2 separate regions of the Mus musculus genome follow, and region 2 is linked to region 1. A link is a loop called in an ENCODE intact Hi-C map of the cell type or tissue named here. Cell type or tissue: left cerebral cortex. All regions are shown on one strand. Each heading gives the region's core, and the rest is flanking DNA. Links, peaks and the distances in the headings are about the cores only. Region 1 overlaps Myo18b (myosin XVIIIb). Region 2 overlaps Myo18b (myosin XVIIIb).

The links. Peaks named below come from ENCODE experiments on the same cell type or tissue, not always from the same donor. Only the 100,000 strongest peaks of a DNase experiment are listed, where the experiment ranks them.
Region 2: a loop joins it to region 1, with 7 times the contacts of the local background. A loop is called at or near these places in 4 of 42 quality-filtered maps.

The regions. Positions count from the first base shown.
Region 1 is chr5:112,780,173-112,783,087 of GRCm38, reverse strand. It overlaps Myo18b (myosin XVIIIb), which reads left to right. Exons shown (of 44, transcript NM_028901.2): 33 at 399-503. Among named protein-coding and RNA genes, the nearest start is that of 1700095B10Rik, 12 kb to the left of the region's middle. In left cerebral cortex, for the core only: a CTCF peak has its summit at 2,422; DNase peaks (open chromatin) are centred at 1,179, 1,618 and 2,484; H3K27ac peaks cover 1,912 bases.
Region 2 is chr5:112,699,239-112,702,153 of GRCm38, reverse strand. All of the region lies in intron 42 of Myo18b (myosin XVIIIb), which reads left to right. Among named protein-coding and RNA genes, the nearest start is that of Gm30529, 51 kb to the right of the region's middle. In left cerebral cortex, for the core only: no CTCF peak of the experiment used is centred there; DNase peaks (open chromatin) are centred at 578, 774 and 1,243; H3K27ac peaks cover 2,058 bases.

The sequences.
Region 1 (2,915 bases), core at 280-2,779:
CTGGCTTCTACATGTGCACATACCAGTCAACATGTACCTGCACACACCTGTACACACACACACACTCAACATGCTAAGACATGCACACACACACACACACACACACACACACACACACTCAACATGCTAACATGCGAAAATATTCAAACAATGGCCATGACTGCAAACTTTACAGTGTGTGCCAAATGGGTCCACCAATTTGACCAGCTCACCCTTTTCTTGCCCAGGTCCCAAGCTTTTAGGTCCCAAGGCTTTTTCACAGACACACCCCTCCAACTCACTAGGCAGCATCAGAGTATGGCCACAGGGTGCATGCCCCCTCCTCCCAGGGCCCCGGCTGGGGCTCTGCTGCTCAGGAGTCATCCAAGGGTGCTCACGCCTGTCCTGTGTGTCCACAGCTCCGTCAGCTGGAGATGCAGTTGGAGCAGGAATATGAAGAAAAACAGGTGGCTCTCCATGAGAAGCATGACCTGGAAGGCTTGATTGGAACCCTGTGTGACCAGGTAAGGCCACACAGTGGGGACATCTGAGGGTTCCAAGAGATGGCTGGATGCACGAGAAATCCAGCCACAAGGAGAGAGCCTTCGGTCTTCAGGAAGGGCTGAGGACAGGCCTTTGAGCTGACTTCTCCCTGTGTCCCCAAAGTACATGCTGCTCCACCCACCCTTTCTGCTGGCTCTTTGAAACTCTCCGAAGTTAAGAACAGCATTCTTAAAAGAACACAGGGAAGTAAATAAGAGTGACCTTACTCAGGACAGACAGATGAAGCAATATGGCTGTCAGTGGCTGTTGGCAGTCAAATGTAAATAATGCTTGTATTAAGAGGCTGCATATAGATGGCCACCATGCCCACAGCTGACCTTTAAGGGACAAGATTTTTCTAGGACTGGCAGCCATGCTGGGAGCCAGGCAGGAGTGTGTTCTACTTCTGCTGTCTGTCTGTCTGTCTGTCTTTGGGCAATAGCTCTAAGCATTGTTTAATGCTCTAAGCTCTAAGTTTGTTAATAGCTCTAAGCATGTAGATTTGCAGGGACCCTCGGGCCTGTCCCTGTTCTGGGGACCTCAGCCTATCTCTGTGGCATTCTGAAAATGATGACTCTTGTGATGGGGACAGTGTGTGGGATGCTGAGCCTACCACCCACCACAAGCTGCCACAGTGTGTACTGTAATTTCCCAGAGCTGGCACGGCAGGTCCCTTGTCTCCGTGAAAGCTGTGCCGTTTCATCTCTGTGACTCATCCGGTCATGATGATTGGCTTCTGTACTTTCTGGGAATCGTTCATAGTCTGTGTATAGACACCAACCAGTTTCTGATAGTTTAAGTTTCGATACTCTGACTGTGGATAACTTATACCCTTATGGATGATGCCCTTCAGTTAATAAAGTGCTTCCAATGAAGCCAAACAGACCTCTTATTTACAGCTTATGCTTTCCTACTTTCAAGTTGCCCTCCTTAATTTCAGTTCATGTTTTACCATACGCCTTCAAAGCTCTAAACTTCTTTTTTTTTATGTGTGTATAATTAGATTTTAATCCATCTTACGTAGGTGTGTGGTATGAAATAGATACCTATGTTTTCCCTTTTTCCCCCACCACCATCCCTCATGCCGTGGGTGGGGACAGATCCCCATTCTACTGGCTTCATGCTCCTCTTTGCTCCTGCACAATCTGGTCCTGCTGGCTAGCTTTCAATAAATTGCAGTGTCCTAAATAGCTTTAACCATCTAACACAGGAGCAAGTCACCTTAGTAATGAGTCACAGTTGAAGGATTACCAAGACTAGGTTGGGCTGTGGACATGCATGTGGAGAAGTCAATTAATGTAGGAGGGCTTGGCCCACTATGGGCGGCACCATACCCTAGGCAGGTAGTCTCAGCTTTATAAAGAAGCTAGCAAATCATGAGTCTGAGGGAGTCAGCAAGCAGCATTCCTCCATGGTGTCTGCCTTCAAGCTCTTACTGAATTCCTTCTCTGACTTCCCTTCGTGGTGAACTGTAACCTGGAAGTGCAAGCCACAGATATCCTTCTCTCTGCCAAGTTGTTTCTGGTCATGGTGTTTTGTTTTGTTTTGTTTTGTGTTTGTTTTTGTTTTGTTTGTTTGTTTTTTATCATAGCATCAGAAAGGAAACTGTAACACATAGGGACATCTTACCTAGCCTATCTTTGAAGATAACCTTGTCTTCTTGAGTCTTTAATAACCTTAAGATGCAAGTCATGAATGATAGAGGGCCTACCCAGCCTACATGGGACCCCATATTCCTGAAGTAAGAATATTTTAATAAATCCTGATATGGAGTTCCTTCCTGCCTTTGACCATTTACGTTCCCAGATGAAAGACACACACACAGCCTTATGCAGCACAATAGCTGGGCAGCTGCCTATCCTCCATGCTGGTAGAATCCACCTCCTACCGATAACTCTGTGTTACTGCTTACTAATTTCTGTTCTTCCTTGGCTGCTCTTAACTCCGATTACTCAGACTTCTGGCCCACGTCCTTTTGGCCCAGAGCCCAGGGTTCTCTCCTTGCCTCCCTACCCCATGGCAGCTCTTGTCTCTCTCCTGCACACTCTTCTAAGGCATGATAGCTCCTTTCTGTCTTTCCTCATGGTCCCAAGCCTGGGAAACCTAAACCCCGCCTATGTCTCTTCTCCCCAGCTGTTGGCTGCTGGCATCTTTATTTACCAATCAGAATTCACTGGGGAAAGGTTCCCTCAGTGTCTCTCTCATGCAAACAATTGTGGGCAGCATTAGGCCAGCCTACGACACATTCCACCCACAGAAAACCCAGCAGCAAAGGATGTCAGTGTCTGCCGAGCCCTGGTTATTTTTGCAGAGGACCCAAGTTCTATCCCCAGTGGCTCACTACTGTTTGTACTTTTTATTCTCAGGTTATCCAAAGTCCCCTTTTGTCCACT
Region 2 (2,915 bases), core at 148-2,647, 81 kb after region 1:
CGGTTATCCCAGGCTCGCAGACATTAGCAAGCATGTGGTGTCATGTTGGATTCCAATATGCATTCGCCCCAGTTGTCCCCAAATGGTCTTACATAACCCGGGGTTTTTAAAGGAAGGATCTTATGAGGAGGTTAATTGTCGTGTTTGGTTGTCTTCTAAGGCTGGTTAGGCAGATAAGAAGCTTTGTGTTGGAGAAGTCTGAGGCTTATAGACTGACTGGGCAGGGAGCACTGTCACTCCCCACCGGGTCCCCCATTTTGTGTCTGTCTGTCTGTCCAAGCTCTACTCTTGGCCCCTCGCTCTCTGCCTCTTTCACCGAAATGGATCATCTTCACTAGGTTTCTGGAAATGATTCATTTCATCAGCACAAGCTTTGTCCACGTGTTCAGAGTGCAGAACATGTTCAGAGTGTGGAACTGTAAGTGTGTGTGTAATCTGCAGTGCTCAAATCAGGACCTCTTGAATAAGCTCTTCCATCTCCTCCTCTAAGTCTTCCATTTCCATGTGCTGGGATTTTTAGAGGCCTCCCAGTTCTTGCAAAATACATCACAAGTTCCAGTAGACTTTGGTGTCTGTGCCTCGGTATAGGACATGGGACTGTACTTGATTCTTATCTGAGTCTTGATCCCTGTTCTTGGCGTCTTCACTCCCCACTCATCCCAGTCTCTGGCAAACCAGACAGACCCTGCTCCTGATGTCTGTGAGAGGGGCATGGGCAAAGCTAGAAAAGCCCTGTGAAAGAAGGTCTGTGGGTGGGGTCCCCTGAGGCATCTCACCAAGCTGGTTTCTGTGTGGAGGACTGACATACACTGAAGTATCACAAAGAACTGCAGACAAGGCTGGCTGCTGTCCCACCCCACTGCATAATGCTTGACTTTCTCCAGTGTCCACACGATCAGTCTAGGAGAGTAGACACAAGGACAGCCTCCTGCTGACCTTTCTCCTCTTTGGCTGAGTCACTCCCTTGGTGCCCCTTGATTCACACCTTTCCTCAGCCTGTTGTTCTCGACGAGCCTCACTTTCCTGCCCTCAATGTGTAGGTAGTCATCATTGCCTGCCAAGAGTTTTGCAGATGGAATCAGCTAATATCTGGTGGGTGGGACCCTCCCCCTCCCTCCAACCCTCCCTCCCTCCCACAACCTCTTATCCTTCCAAATCCATGAACACCACTCATTGCCTCCCCTATTCCAAAGCCTGAGTCATTCTACCACCTCCAGAAAGCCTGTGCTCCAGGCTCAGTACAAACGGTGAGCTCCCTTGCCAGCCCCAAAGCTGCATCCATACCCTGGAACTTCCTGCAGAGCAAACCCTTCTTCAAGGATGTATACAGAACTAGCACCAAAGATTTGCACTCAAAGCAGGGAAAGCATAGCCTATTTTCTGCTTCTGTATGTCAGCCCAGCCTTGAGACAGACAGACCAGGCTGGGTATCCTGCAGTTCCACTGTTCCTCAGAAATCCCGCTAGCCCTTCTGAGCCTCAAAGTTCTCAATTGTAAAATGGGACAATAAAGGGTAAGGAGGAAGAATGGCTAGGAGGTGAGGATCTGGCACACCATTGGATGTAAGCCCATCTCCTTCCATTTATCATGTATCTGGGGCTTAACATTTCTGTGCCTCTAGTATGACAAAGGAAGTTCACAGTATCATGTGCTTCAGGGAACGTGATGCTGATGCAACCCAGTGATGTGTGTGATGTGTGCCTTGTGTTCAGTCCCAGGCACCATGCTGATCTTCAGCATTTGCTCTCTTGAACTTGGTGCTTGCACCACAGGGTTATCTTCGGAGGAAATCCACTTCTCACCCCGGACATCACAAGTATTACATATTAATTACTTATTAATTTGCTCCATGGTTTCAGGGTGTGGGTGAGGAATAGGGGCAATGGCTCACCTCTGGGGGTGACTCATAATGTCATTAAATCTGCATTGAGTCTCCTGTGGCTCCAACCGGCTCCGGCTCCGGCTGGATGCTGAGGCAGGAATTGAAAATGCCACCATGCAGTTATGTCTGACGCCAGGTCCAGAGGCCTGTGAGTTGGAACTGGCCTTTCAACTCACTATGTCATGATGGGCTTTGAGAGGACATGTGAAAACCTGGGTAAAACTTCACCTACAGACCCACCCCATCCCTCAGCCTTGGAGGGGAGGGGAGGGGACCTGGGAAGAATAAAGCACAAATGGCATCTGGCCTTTAAGGGTCCAGGTCCTAAATCCACTTTGCAGGAAGCCCACAAGCAAGTATTCTCACCTCAGTGAGCCTCAGTTTGCCCGTATGTGAGATGGGGCAATGATACTGATCTGGGTGACATGGTACAGCGGCCTCACCTCCTGCAGTCAGGATTCATAGCACAGCTGCTACAGTCACACTGGGGATAAAAACACAGGAGACACATCCACCAGACAACCTGGCAGGGGAAGGGCATGCTCTAGTAAATCCACAGGAGATCCGTTCTCAGCAGCTGGCTTCTTCTGAACATGAGCCATACCTAAAAGTCACCTCTCCATCTCTCCTTGTCTGCTGGTACAGGTCTTATTTGTTCTTTAACATCTGTGCTCAGTGTGGGGTCTTCCTTAGCCCCAGCTATCAAGGACAAATAAGCAGACAGGTGTTAAGATGCTAAAATAGATTAAATTAGTGAAGAACAACTCTTTGAAATGAATTGGCATTCACTCATTTAAGGGTACTTGGTTTCTGAACACCCCCACCCCCACATACACACACACACAGATGCCAACAATTGTGATACTGTCCAGATTGGTACCACCCACACCGACCCCTCACATCCTAAGTCACATTCTGACACCCAACACACTGACGTCATTTACCTGCTGGCTGAAGAGCGGTCGGAGTGTATCGTTTAAGGAAAACGGCAAGATTGTGCGGATTTGGTACAGTTGCGGTTGTTCTTCAGATA